2 separate regions of the Homo sapiens genome follow, and region 1 is linked to region 2. Evidence: chromatin contacts called from ENCODE Hi-C or POLR2A ChIA-PET data. All regions are on one chromosome and are shown on one strand. Each heading gives the region's core, a stretch centred on a gene start or an enhancer-like site at or near the end of the contact. The rest is flanking DNA. Distances are from core to core; before and after follow the strand shown. Region 1 holds the start of LINC03048 (long intergenic non-protein coding RNA 3048). Region 2 holds the start of CBX4 (chromobox 4).

Region 1 (5,455 bases), core at 203-2,702, 1.5 Mb after region 2:
AGACTCAGGGACACAGAAATCGGAAGGGGAGTCTAAAAGGGGGTCCAGCCCTGCCCAGCAGCCTCACCACCTGGTGGCATCACCCCCACGCTGGGCGAGCTGCCCCCTCTCCAGGGCAGGGCTCCAAACCGCTCTGGGGGAAGCTGGCCTCAGCTGGGTGTCGGGGGGCCTGGGCCCATTTGCCTGGACGCTGCGGGCACCCTGCCCCTCTGGCTCCCCGGGGTCCTGGGCCTCTCGCGGGCAGGAATGCCATCTGTGCCATCTGACCAGGGCTCCCCTCACTGTGCACCCTGGCGTTTTGGGGCGTGGGAAGGCGTTCAAGGCTGGTTTCTGTTTCCCCGTCAAGCCCTGAGTGGAGTGCGACCGGAGGCTGGCCAGTGGCTCCCCGGGCACCTAGGGGAGGCTGGGGGCAAACTGAGGCAGTCTAGAGCCTACAATCACTCCAGGGGCCTGTGGGGCAGGGACAGGGCTGAGGGGACCTGGCACCCTGTGGGTTCCCCAGCAGTGTGGCTGGGGACATGGGGACAGAGCCCACCTTGCAGCCTCTGATCTCTGGGCCTGGACATTTGTTTGGAGTAGTGTTCACTGGTTTGTTTTGTTTTCTTTTTTTTGAGACAGAGTCTCTCTCTGTTGCCCAGGCTGGAGTGCAGTGGCGCGATCTCAGCTCACTGCAAGCTCCGCCTCCTGGGTTCGAGCGATTCTCGTGCCTCAGCCTCCCAAGTAGCTGGGGCTACAGGTGCCCACCACCACGCCTGGCTAATTTTTGTATTCTTAGTAGAGACGGGGTTTCACCAAGTTGGCCAGGCTGGTCTTGGACTCCTGGCCTCAGGTGATCCACCCGCCTCAGCCTCCCAAAGTGCTGGGATTACAGGTGTGAACCACCACGCCTGGCCTGTTTTGTTTTCTGATTGCAAAATGAATACATTTCAAAAGGGAAATTTGAAAAATATAAAAAATCCTTAAAAAGAGAATAAAACCCACCCATCAACCCATCATGCTATACCCAGGAACACTACCTCCAGCTTCCAGGACCCCCAACCTCAGCCAAGGGTCTCCACATACTTCTCTCTTCTGTAATTGGGTCTTCCCGCGGAGGCTGGGGCCTGGGCGGATGGATGCCCAGGGTGGGGGCTACCTCCTCTGGACTGCCGAGACCTCCCCAGCAATGAGGTGCCAGACCAGGACCGGGGTGAACTCACCATGAGCTTCTGTTGCCGTCTGGGCCTGGGCTGGGAGCAGGAATCTCTGGGGAAGGCCAAGCATGTTTCAGAGTCATCGGGATCAGGGCCACCCTCTCCCTCCCCCAGTGTCTGCAGCCATTTTCATAGGAAAAAAACTGGGTTTAACAAAGCTGTTCCAGACCTCCTGACCTGAAACTGATTTCTACCCTTCCGTGTGGCCCTAAGGCTCCCAGGCACGAGGCGCATAGCTAGGGGAAGACAGTGCCTCTGACACCCATTTAAGAGTTAACTGAGGCCAAAAAGCCGCTCTGCACGCCCCTCTTGTTCAGAGGCCCACTGATCCCCTGGTCCCGTGGTCACCACGGGGTATGGGTGCAGACAAAGCCGTGTTCATGGAAGCTCCGGGCCTGATGACAGTGGCACAAGGACCCCATTCTCTGCTGTCTCCAGCTGCATCCCCTCCCCCAGCCGGCCTGACATCAGAGACAGCGGGTCAGACATCCCGGGATCCCCCACTCCCACCCCAGGGCGCAGGCTCAGCTGCTGGGGCTCAGGGAAATGCACAAGAGGGCCTGTGCTGGGGAGACAGGGCGTGGATGAACTGCCTGAGTGGTGCAGACAGCTGCAGCTTGGCCCAGCAAGTCTTCAGTGGGAAGCTGCCTGCATTTTTACAACTGATTTTTGAACCTGAAAGTGGAGGTTCACATCCAGCCTGTTCAACGTAATCTTGTTGGTTCCAGTCCAACGTGACCTTTTGGAATCTGGTTTCCAGACTCTTGCCATATATTAGCAGTTCCTCCCGGCTGCAGGCTGCGATCTGCCTTGCTGGGGCCTCATCCCAGAGAAACAGGCTGGCCGGGAGCATTCGGAGGGGCTTCCCAGGAAGAGCTGGACCCTGACACATCTTTCCGTGGGTGCTGTGGCCAAGACGCCCAATGGCTGGTCATGAGGCCCATTTTGTTCTGCTCCTGGTCTACAAGGCAGAAGTCGGGACGCATCATGTCTGCCCCAGCCAGGAGTCTTAGGGTTGTCCCAGGCCCAAAAGTCAGCCAACCCTAGTACTAGTTTTCCAGAAGAATCCAGAGCCTACGCACCCAGGCCCTCAGTGTGAACAAGGGCACGTTATTTGCTCTCACAGTCTCCTTCTGCTCATCTGTAAAATGGGCATGGCCACCATGCCCTCTGTGTCCCAGGCTGTCTAGAGGGTTGAGCAGGCAGGGTAGGATCTGGTACCCACCATGCCCCCGATGCCCACGCAGGCCAGAGAGGGGAGAAATGGAGTTGGCTGAGGCCTGGCCCTCCAATGCCCTCTCTGGGCTCTGAACCAGGGCTCCGTCCGTCCCCTGGGGCTGCCTCCCGCAGGCCAGGGCTCCTTTATCCTCCCCGTTGAGCACCTGGGGCGCGGGGATGACAGCCTCATTTCCCCAAGCAGCCCCCACAGGGCTCCCTGGATTCCTCTCTGACAAGCACATGCGCCGGCTCTGGTCTTGGCTCCGTGTGCCCCAGCACGACAGAACAAGTGCGGCAAGACCCAGGCCTGCAGGGCGGCGGCAAGTGCCCGGAGGGGCGGAGGCGGGGGTAGGGGGTATGCCGGCGCCCGGCAGTGTCGCTGTCCCCGCGCCACCGACCCCACCCCGGCGTGACCTTCCCTGCCGCGCGCCCAAAGGCCAGCAAAGCAGGCGGCGCTTTTAAGGACGCGGCGGCGCGGCGGGTTCGGTGCCAGGAGGCGCCGGGGGGCGGAGGGAGGGGGCGCTCGAGGCCAGAGGAGCGACCCCCGGCAGCCACCCAGGCGCGCCCCGCTCGTCACTCGCTCTCTTCTCCCACTTGCGCCGGCCGGGGGCGGGGCGCGGCGGCGAGGGTGGGGGCTGGGCAGCCGGGGTCCTCCCTCCCCCGCTGTGCTGGAGGCAGCGGGGCGCTCCCCGGAGCTGGGGCGCGGAGGGAGGGCCGAGGGCGCGTCGGAGCCTCATCCGGCCTGGGCCCTCCGAGCGGGAGCGACCCGGGTGCGGGGCCCCACTCTGCCTGGTCGCCCCGAGCGCGTGGAACGCGAGCCGAGGTTCCGCCCGAAATGCGGCCGGCGAAGGGGTGCGGTCCGGGCGGGGTCGCGCGCCCCCAGCACGCTGCCTGGGCTCTGGAATCTGGGAGAAGCCTCCAGCACGGGCTCCCGAGCGCACAAACTCAGGGACGCCCTTCCTCCCGTCCCTGGTCCCCTCCCCGAAAAGCGAGGGGGACGGGCCTGGAGGGAAACGGATTCGGTTTCGCTCCGCTCTCGTCAATTTTCTGTTTAATGTCACCGGGCCCCACTGTGGGAGTAGGAAGCGCGTCACCCGGGCCATAAATTTGCGGTGATGGCGCCTCCGGCCGCCTCCCCAGACGGAGGGACAGGGCCGACTCCGGAGCAGGTGGGGCCGCCGAGACTCGACCTCCGCGGTAGGCGCTGCGCGGCTTCTCCCGACGCGGGTCCCGGGCGCGCTCGGCCGCCCCTCCCGCCGCATCCGCCCGCGCCCGGCCCCGCCGCGGGATTTCCAAAGGGCTTTTGTTCCGGGCTTGGATGTAGAGGCTTTGATTTTTTTACCACCCGCCTCAGGAGACTTTTTGCTTGGAAAAGTCCTGCTATTAAAACAAAAACAAAAACCAATCAATTCCGGAGGGAAGAAAATGCCTCCAGTGTGTGTCTGCGCTTCCCCCGGGCCGAGGACGGTGGTCGGGGCTGCGTATTGCCCGGACCCCGGGTAGGGGAGGCGCAGAGACCCGGCCCTAATGGACTTCGCTCGGAAAGGCCCCGGCGGAAGTGGCCGGGAGAGCGGGCGGCTGCGTGGGTCTGGGCCCTGGCCCGGGGCAGGCTCCTCTGGCCTGCCTGCCTTGGCTGCTTGGAAAGGGATTTCTGGGGAGTCTCCCTTTGGGGGCACTTTCCCCGAAACTCCTCTCCCGCCTGGGGAATTACCCCTGCAGCGGGTACTGATGCTTCATGAATTGAGATGGAATACGTATTTGTTCAGGCCAGAAAAAAAAAATGAATCTATTGAATGATTTTTAATTTAATGGATCAACTGTCCTGTTAACAAAAGAGGCGGTGGCCGTGTTTGGCGCCAGGCGGGAGGCAGCAGTCAGGTGGTCCAGGGGCTGGAGGTGAGGGCTTTGCCGCAGGCGCATGCTGCTCTGTGAGAACTCCGAGGAATAACTCACTGGAGGGCTATAAATGCTGAAGGTAACCAGGCCAAGGACTCCAGTGCCCCCAGAAGTCGCAGGGGAGAGACAGTCTGTCCCCTCTGGTCCAGCCCAGGGAGGGCCTGCAGCCTCCCCATGGGAGCCATGGCCAAGGGGGAGAAAGGTCTCCAGGGCTGGAGGGCAGGTGGGCGGTGGGGCTCATCTCAGGGGCAGGGCGTGGGGGTTTGTGGGCCAGGACCCACCCAAGGGCTGGGTCTGGGAGGTGCTTGGGGAGCCCAGGGCGACCTGGTGTGTGCCCTGCGGGATGCCCCGAGGGCTCCTGCTTGTGTTGCCAGCACCTGCCCTTGGGAGCCGTCAGCTGGGGCCACGATGCTGGCAGGGTGAGGCCTGGCAGGGTCTGGGGCTTTTGGAGGGTGGGGGCTAAGGGAACCCCTGGTGGAAGCTGCCTTCAGGGTTCCTGCCTGCCTTGAGGATGGGTGATAAGGGGCTGGGCCCTGCCCTCCTGCTGCCTGGGCTCTGTAACTGATGCTCAGAGGACCGGGTGGAGTTGGGTGGGAGACCTAAATGCTCCACGGTCCTGTAGGTCTCAGCTGGCCTGGCCCCGCCACCCAGCCCACACCCTTCCCCTAGGGCCCTCTCACCAGTGTGAGAATAGGCCTGGGGAAGTCTGGGCCCGGGAGGCCCCCGACCCCCACTGTCCAGACACCCTGACAGCGACACGTGTAAACACCGCCAAACAGTGGAGACAGGCAGCCCTGCCGCCCCTCCGCCTCTGCAGCCAGGCCTGGTCTGGCAGGGAGTGGAGGCAGGTGTCCTTGCAGGGAGGGCCCGAAGCCAGGCTCTGCCTTGGAGGATGCTCCGGAAGGACCACATAAGCAGTGCCCTCGTTTGGATTGGTCCTGCCTGAGCATTGTCCCCAAGCAGGGCAGTTTCAGCCACTAGGCCCTCCCAACCCCCATCTGTCTGATCTGGGCTTTCTCTCCCGGGTCTGGCTTCCTGTCCTCATCCTCATGGGCAGGAAGACGGAGGGCTGTTTCGGGTCAACCTCCTGTAAGGAAAACCGATTACTCTTTATTCCAGCAGATCCCCAAAGCGCATCCCTTGGCCCA
Region 2 (5,813 bases), core at 1,135-3,634:
CTCTCCGAAACAGAGAACCACAGCCACCGGCGACGAACCCAGCTGCAGCAGCTGCAGCGTGACAAGCAACCGTGCGCACGAGGATGAGTCCCCCAGAAGAAGCCACCCCTCCACCACCAAGCAGCGCCCACCCCAGGCCCTTGGGCCAAGCCCCCCTGCCTTGAGGGTGGGTGGCCCTGCCCTGCCAAACAGCCCAGTGGGGTCCGGGGCGGGGGGCAACCCAGCACCCTATGGAATCTACTCCTGACCAAGCTTAAATTCCCTGGGGTGTGCGGGTGCAGCTTTTAAGGCCATGTCAACTTTCCTCCAGCCGCCAACAGGTTAAGTTCAGTTCCATGACGTCCGGGCGGTTTCACAATGCCAGCTCCCTCAGAGCTGCACCGCGAGGTGCTGGTGCCAAGCGGCCAGTGGCTGCAGGACAGCAACACCTAGGCTCCGGGGGTGGGGCTCCCAGGTTGCAACAGGAGGGGCCCCTGGGGAACCAGGCACAGCCCCAAGTTCTCCGGGCAGCTGCATGGCCACCCACACACACCCTTCCCAAACTTCCCCCAAAACCCAAGCCTGGCCTTCCCTGGCCTTGCCCCGCCCCCACCCCAAGCTGCAGCAACCGCCAAGGACGCTGGTTAGAGGAGCTGGGGCCGCAGCGTGCCCATCCAGGCCGGTTGGGGAGGGGGCTCCCACCAGCCCCCTCCACGCCCCTTTCCTATTGCTGCGTCGCCCACTTTGCCATTCCCATATACGGTCACGGGTGGCAGGCGGTGGCTGCGTGGGGGACGCTCACCTGTTCTGGAAGGCGATCAGCAGCCTGGGGTCCAGGATGTTCTCCTCCGGTTCCCACGTGTTATATCTTGCAAGGGAAAAGGGAGGGGGACACGGTGTAAAAAAAAAAAAAAAAGCCACCTTTGCCGCGGCCTCCAGGTGGGGAGTGACATAAGGCCCTACTCTGTCTTTATGAACATTTAGCCGTGGATGTGGAAGGTAGATTTCCGCAGGCCTGACGTAGTCCCTGATACACAGCCCCCCCCTCAAATAAACACGCAAGGGCAGGAAGAAAGGGGAGGGGTAAGGAAAATGAAACTAGCAGTTTATTTTGCAGTTGTCAAGAATTTTAAGCATGTTACTGCGACATGTTCCAAAGCCACTTTGCTCACCAGGAACCCTGCGTGCAAAGCAGCCGAAATGCAAAGTCGCAGTCCCCCTCCTCTCCCCAGCCCCGAGTCCCCGCGAGGGCTTCAGCCGTTCTCCATTTGACCCCTAATCCGATAGCCAACAGCCAAGCGTCCCCCCCACACCCCCTCGTGGCCCAGGAGCCCGCTGTCACGGGCGAGCAAACCCCAAATACTCAGCAACACAAAAATATGCCTCCGTGTGTGTGTGTGAGTGTGCGTGTGCCTGCGCGTCTATCTCCATCCGGTGCCTTCGCATTTCAAATTAAAGAAAAAAAATTCTCCACCAAAAGCGCCGCAGTGACAGTTCCCAACATTTTCTGCCTTTCTTCTTCCCCTCCCTGCACCACTAGGAGGGAGAAGGCACACAATTGCATTTTCGTCGCTTTTTAATTTTTTTTTTTTGGTTTTGCAATATGGAGCCGTTCGGTGGAGGGAAAGGGGAAAGGAGCCATTTTCTGCTGCACATCAGTCAGTGCCTGCGCCCTCCCTCCCTCCGCCGGCCTCCCCGGCTCGGCCCCGCGTCTCTCCAGCTCCTCCGGCTCCTTTTAGTGCATAAATTAGTGATGGCATTTCCCGGAGAGCGGAGCACAACACAGGGCGCCGGGCTCGGGCTCGGCGGCTCGGCTTCCCCAGTGCCTGCCACCGACTTCCCCACCCCCTCCTCCCTCCACCCCACCTCCACCCCGCCTCCCGTCCGCTCCCCCCACCCCCCCAGCAGCTCGGCGGGTCCGCGGCCCCGAGCCCCGCGCCTCGGCCCCCGGGCCCCCGCCCTCCGCCGCGACTTACTTGGGCGACCAGCCTCTCCATTTCACCAGATACTCCACTCTGCCCTGGGGGGAAGAGACAGCACTCCATCAGCTTCCGCGGGATCCCCGGCCCGGCCCGCAGCCTCCCCACCCCCTCCCCGCCTCCTCGCGGGCCGCTCCGGCCGCCGCTCGCCGCCCCCGCGCCGCCCTACCTTGCGGATCCGCTTCTTCTCGATGCTCTCCACCGCGAAGACGTGCTCGCCAACAGCTGGCAGCTCCATGGCCGAGCCGGAGCGCGCCGGGGCGCTGGCGGCCGGCGCGGCTGCAGACGCTGCTAGCTCCCGCCGGCGCCCAGCTGCCGCCCCGGCCGAAGCGCCCCCGCCGCCGCCGCCGCTCGCCCCGCACAGCCCGGCCGGCCCGCCGCTGCCCGCGCCCGCCCCGGCTCCCGGCTCGCGCTCGCTCAGACAACTGAGCCCGGGCCGCGGCTGCACAAGAACTCATGCAAATCCCGGACGTCAGCGGGCGGGGCCTCGCCGGGCCCAGCTCGGCGTCAGGGGGCGGGCCGCGGCGCGGATTGGCGCAGCCGGGCCTACCGGAGGCCCCGGGCCTGGGCGGCGGGGGGAGGAGGAAAGGGCGCGGGTGGGGGACGCGGAGGGGAGGGCGCCGGGGAGGTGCAGGGGGAGGGATCGGCGAGCCTGGGAGAGGGAGGCTGCAGAGAGGGAGCGGGACCGGGAAGGAGAGGTGTGTCCGCCGGGGCGGAGGCGGGCGGAGAGCTTGACAGCCCGGAAGGGTCTCGGCGGCGACCCCTCGCCCACATCCCGGTGCCCGGGCCTCCCCCTCGCGGCACGTTCTCAGTGTTCACGGCCCCGGGACCCCTGCTGGGGGCCACGGAAGCATCCGCCGCCGCTCCCAGTTGCACCGAATTGCGTCACCAGCGCCCCGGGACGCGCGGGCCCCGCCGGCAGGGGGCGGAATGGGGCAGGGGCAGCTCGCGCCCCACTGCGGGCCCCGCCTCGCCTCCAGGCTCCGGGCATTTTGGAGCGCGAGGAGGGAAAGGGACAGGGCGGAGAGAAGGCCGAGGACTGGGTGCCAAGGAGAGATTGAAGAACGCACGAGGAAGGGGACCGAGGAGCAGCCAATCCCGGGGCCCTGGCGCCCAAGAACCTCGGCAGAAAGGGCTCCAAATCCGATCCCACCCCGATCCTCAATGGCTCCGAATTTACACTTGGTCCTCTTATTGACGGGGCGAGATGTCCTGTTTCTAGCAGCCTCCAGAGCCAAGCTAGGCGAGAGGCGTAGGAGGCAGAGAGAGCGGGCGCGGGAGGCCAGGGTCCGCCTGGGGGCCTGAGGGGACTTCGTGGGGTCCCGGGAGTGGCCTAGAAACAGGGAGCTGGGAGGGCCGGGAAGAGCTTGAGGCTGAGCGGGGGACGAACGGGCAGCGCAAAGGGGAGATGAACGGAATGGCCGAGGAGCCACGCATTCGCCTTGTGTCCGCGGACCCTTGTTCCCGACAGGCGACCAAGCCAAGGCCCTCCGGACTGACGCGGCCTGAGCAGCAGCGAGTGTGAAGTTTGGCACCTCCGGCGGCGAGACGGCGCGTTCTGGCGCGCGGCTCCTGCGTCCGGCTGGTGGAGCTGCTGCGCCCTATGCGGCCTGCCGAGGGCGCCGCCGAGGGCCCGCGAGCTCCGTGGGGTCGGGGTGGGGGGACCCGGGAGCGGACAGCGCGGCCCGAGGGGCAGGGGCAGGGGCGCGCCTGGCCTGGGGTGTGTCTGGGCCCCGGCTCCGGGCTCTTGAAGGACCGCGAGCAGGAGGCTTGCGCAATCCCTTGGCTGAGCGTCCACGGAGAAAGAAAAAGAGCAAAAGCAGAGCGAGAGTGGAGCGAGGGATGGGGGCGGGCAAAGAGCCATCCGGGTCTCCACCACCGCCCTGACACGCGACCCGGCTGTCTGTTGGGGACCGCACGGGGGCTCGGGCGAGCAGGGGAGGGAGGAGCCTGCGCGGGGCTCGTGTTCGCCCAGGAATCCCGGAGAAGCTCGAAGACGGTCTGGTGTTGAACGCACACGTGGACTCCATTTCATTACCACCTTGCAGCTCTTGCGCCACGGAGGCTGCTGCTGCCCGGCGGCTGCTACCCACCGAGACCCACGTGGCCCCTCCCCAGGGGTGTAGGGGTGACGGTTGTCTTCTGGTGACAGCAGAGGTGTTGGGTTTGCGACTGATCTCTAACGAGCTTGAGGCGCAAACCTAGGATTCCCTGAGTGTTGGGGTGCGGCGGGGGGGCAAGCAAGGTGGGACGACGCCTGCCTGGTTTCCCTGACTAGTTGCGGGGGGTGGGGGCCGGCTCTCAGGGGCCACCAGAAGCTGGGTGGGTGTACAGGAAAATATTTTTCTCCTGCCGTGTTTGGCTTTTTCCTGGCATTTTTGCCCAGGGCGAAGAACTGTCGCGCGGGGCAGCTCCACCGCGGAGGGAGAGGGGTCGCGAGGCTGGCGCGGGAAGCGCTGTAGGTGGCAGTCATCCGTCCACGCCGCACAGGCCGTCTGCGCCGTCGGACCATCGGGAGGTCTGCAGCAACTTTGTCCCGGCCAGTCCCCTTGTCCGGGAAGGGGCTGAGCTTCCCGACACTCTACCCTCCCCCTCTTGAAAATCCCCTGGAAAATCTGTTTGCAATGGGTGTTTCCGCGGCGTCCAGGTCTGGGCTGCCGGGGGAGGCCGAGCGGCTGCTGCAGCCTCCCTGCTGCCAGGGGCGTCGGACTCCGCTTCGCTCACTACGCCCAGGCCCCTCAGGGGCCCACGCTCAGGACTTCGGGGCCACACAGCAGGACCCGGTGCCCCGACGACGAGTTTGCGCAGGACCCGGGCTGGGCCAGCCGCGGAGCTGGGGAGGAAGGGGCGGGGGTCGGTGCAGCGGATCTTTTCTGTTGCTGCCTGTGCGGCGGCAGGAAGCGTCTTGAGGCTCCCCAAGACTACCTGAGGGGCCGCCCAAGCACTTCAGAAGCCCAAGGAGCCCCCGGCCACCCCCGCTCCTGGCCTTTTTGCCAACGACTTTGAAAGTGAAATGCACAAGCACCAGCAATTGACTTCCCTTCCGTGGTTATTTATTTTGTCTTTGTGGATGGTGGGCAGATGGGGAGAGAGGCCCCTACCTAACCTCGGTGGCTGGTCCCTAGACCACCCCTGCCAGCCGGTGTGGGGAGGAGCTCAGGTCCGCGGGAGAGCGAATGGGCGCCAGGAGGTGGGACAGAATCCTGGGAAGGTACAGCGGACGCCCTGGAAGCTCCCCTGATGCCCCAGAGGGCCCTTCCTGGGAAACCTCCCGGGGGGGTGCCCCATACCATCCCACCCGGCTGTCTTGGCCCCTCCCAGGGAGCCGCAGGAGAAACTAGCCCTACACCTGGGATTCCCAGAGCCTTCTGCTGGGGCTCCTGCCCCCGACTTCGGATAACCAGCTCCGCACAGGTCCCCGAGAAGGGCCGCTGGCCTGCTTATTTGATACTGCCCCCTCCCAGACAGGGGCTGGTCGAGCCCCTGGTTCTGCTGCCAGACTGAAGCCTTCCAGACGCCACCTCGGTTTGGGCCCCCAGGGCCCTCAGGGGCCCCAGGAGAGGAGAGCTGCTATCTAGCTCAGCCACAGGCTCGCTCCTGGTGGGGGCCAGGCTGAAGGAGTGGACCCTGGAGAGGTCGGGAACCTTTTAACAGCCGTGGGCTGGAGGGTGGCTACTAAGTGTTCGGTCTGGGAAGAGGCATGACCCGCACCATCCCGGGGAAATAAACGACTTCTTAAGGGAATCTTCTCGCTGAGCGGGTGCTCTGGGCCAGGAGATTGCCACCGCCAGCCCACGGAACCCAGATTTGGGCTCTGCCTTGAGCGGGCCGCCTGTGGCTTCCCGGGTCGCTCCC

What was found. Hi-C counts contacts between places; a loop is a spot of excess contacts on that map. ChIA-PET counts read pairs that join two places held with the same protein, here RNA polymerase II (POLR2A). Pooled maps may share reads with other maps.
Region 1: a loop to region 2 is called in a map of breast epithelium, with 16 times the contacts of the local background. The contact joins the promoter of LINC03048 here to the promoter of CBX4 in region 2. A Hi-C loop is called at or near these places in 2 of 168 maps with a recorded cell type or tissue (breast epithelium and naive thymus-derived CD4-positive, alpha-beta T cell), 2 of 37 single-sample maps with no recorded cell type and 8 of 50 pooled maps. POLR2A ChIA-PET finds 5 or more read pairs at or near these places in 3 of 52 experiments (H1, activated CD4-positive, alpha-beta T cell and activated T-cell).

The regions. Positions count from the first base shown.
Region 1 is chr17:81,383,930-81,389,384 of GRCh38, forward strand. It overlaps LINC03048 (long intergenic non-protein coding RNA 3048), which reads right to left and starts at 1,453. Exons shown (of 4, transcript NR_164137.1): 1 at 1,200-1,453. RefSeq lists enhancers at 2,061-2,629, 4,014-4,573, 4,574-5,133, 5,134-5,455.
Region 2 is chr17:79,837,056-79,842,868 of GRCh38, forward strand. CBX4 (chromobox 4) reads right to left here and starts at 2,385. Exons shown (of 5, transcript NM_003655.3): 1 at 2,128-2,385; 2 at 1,956-1,999; 3 at 782-847. The coding sequence starts at 2,196. RefSeq lists silencers at 125-174, 215-509, 225-304, 2,272-2,981 and enhancers at 495-544, 577-1,400, 1,401-2,222, 3,867-4,690, 4,691-5,512.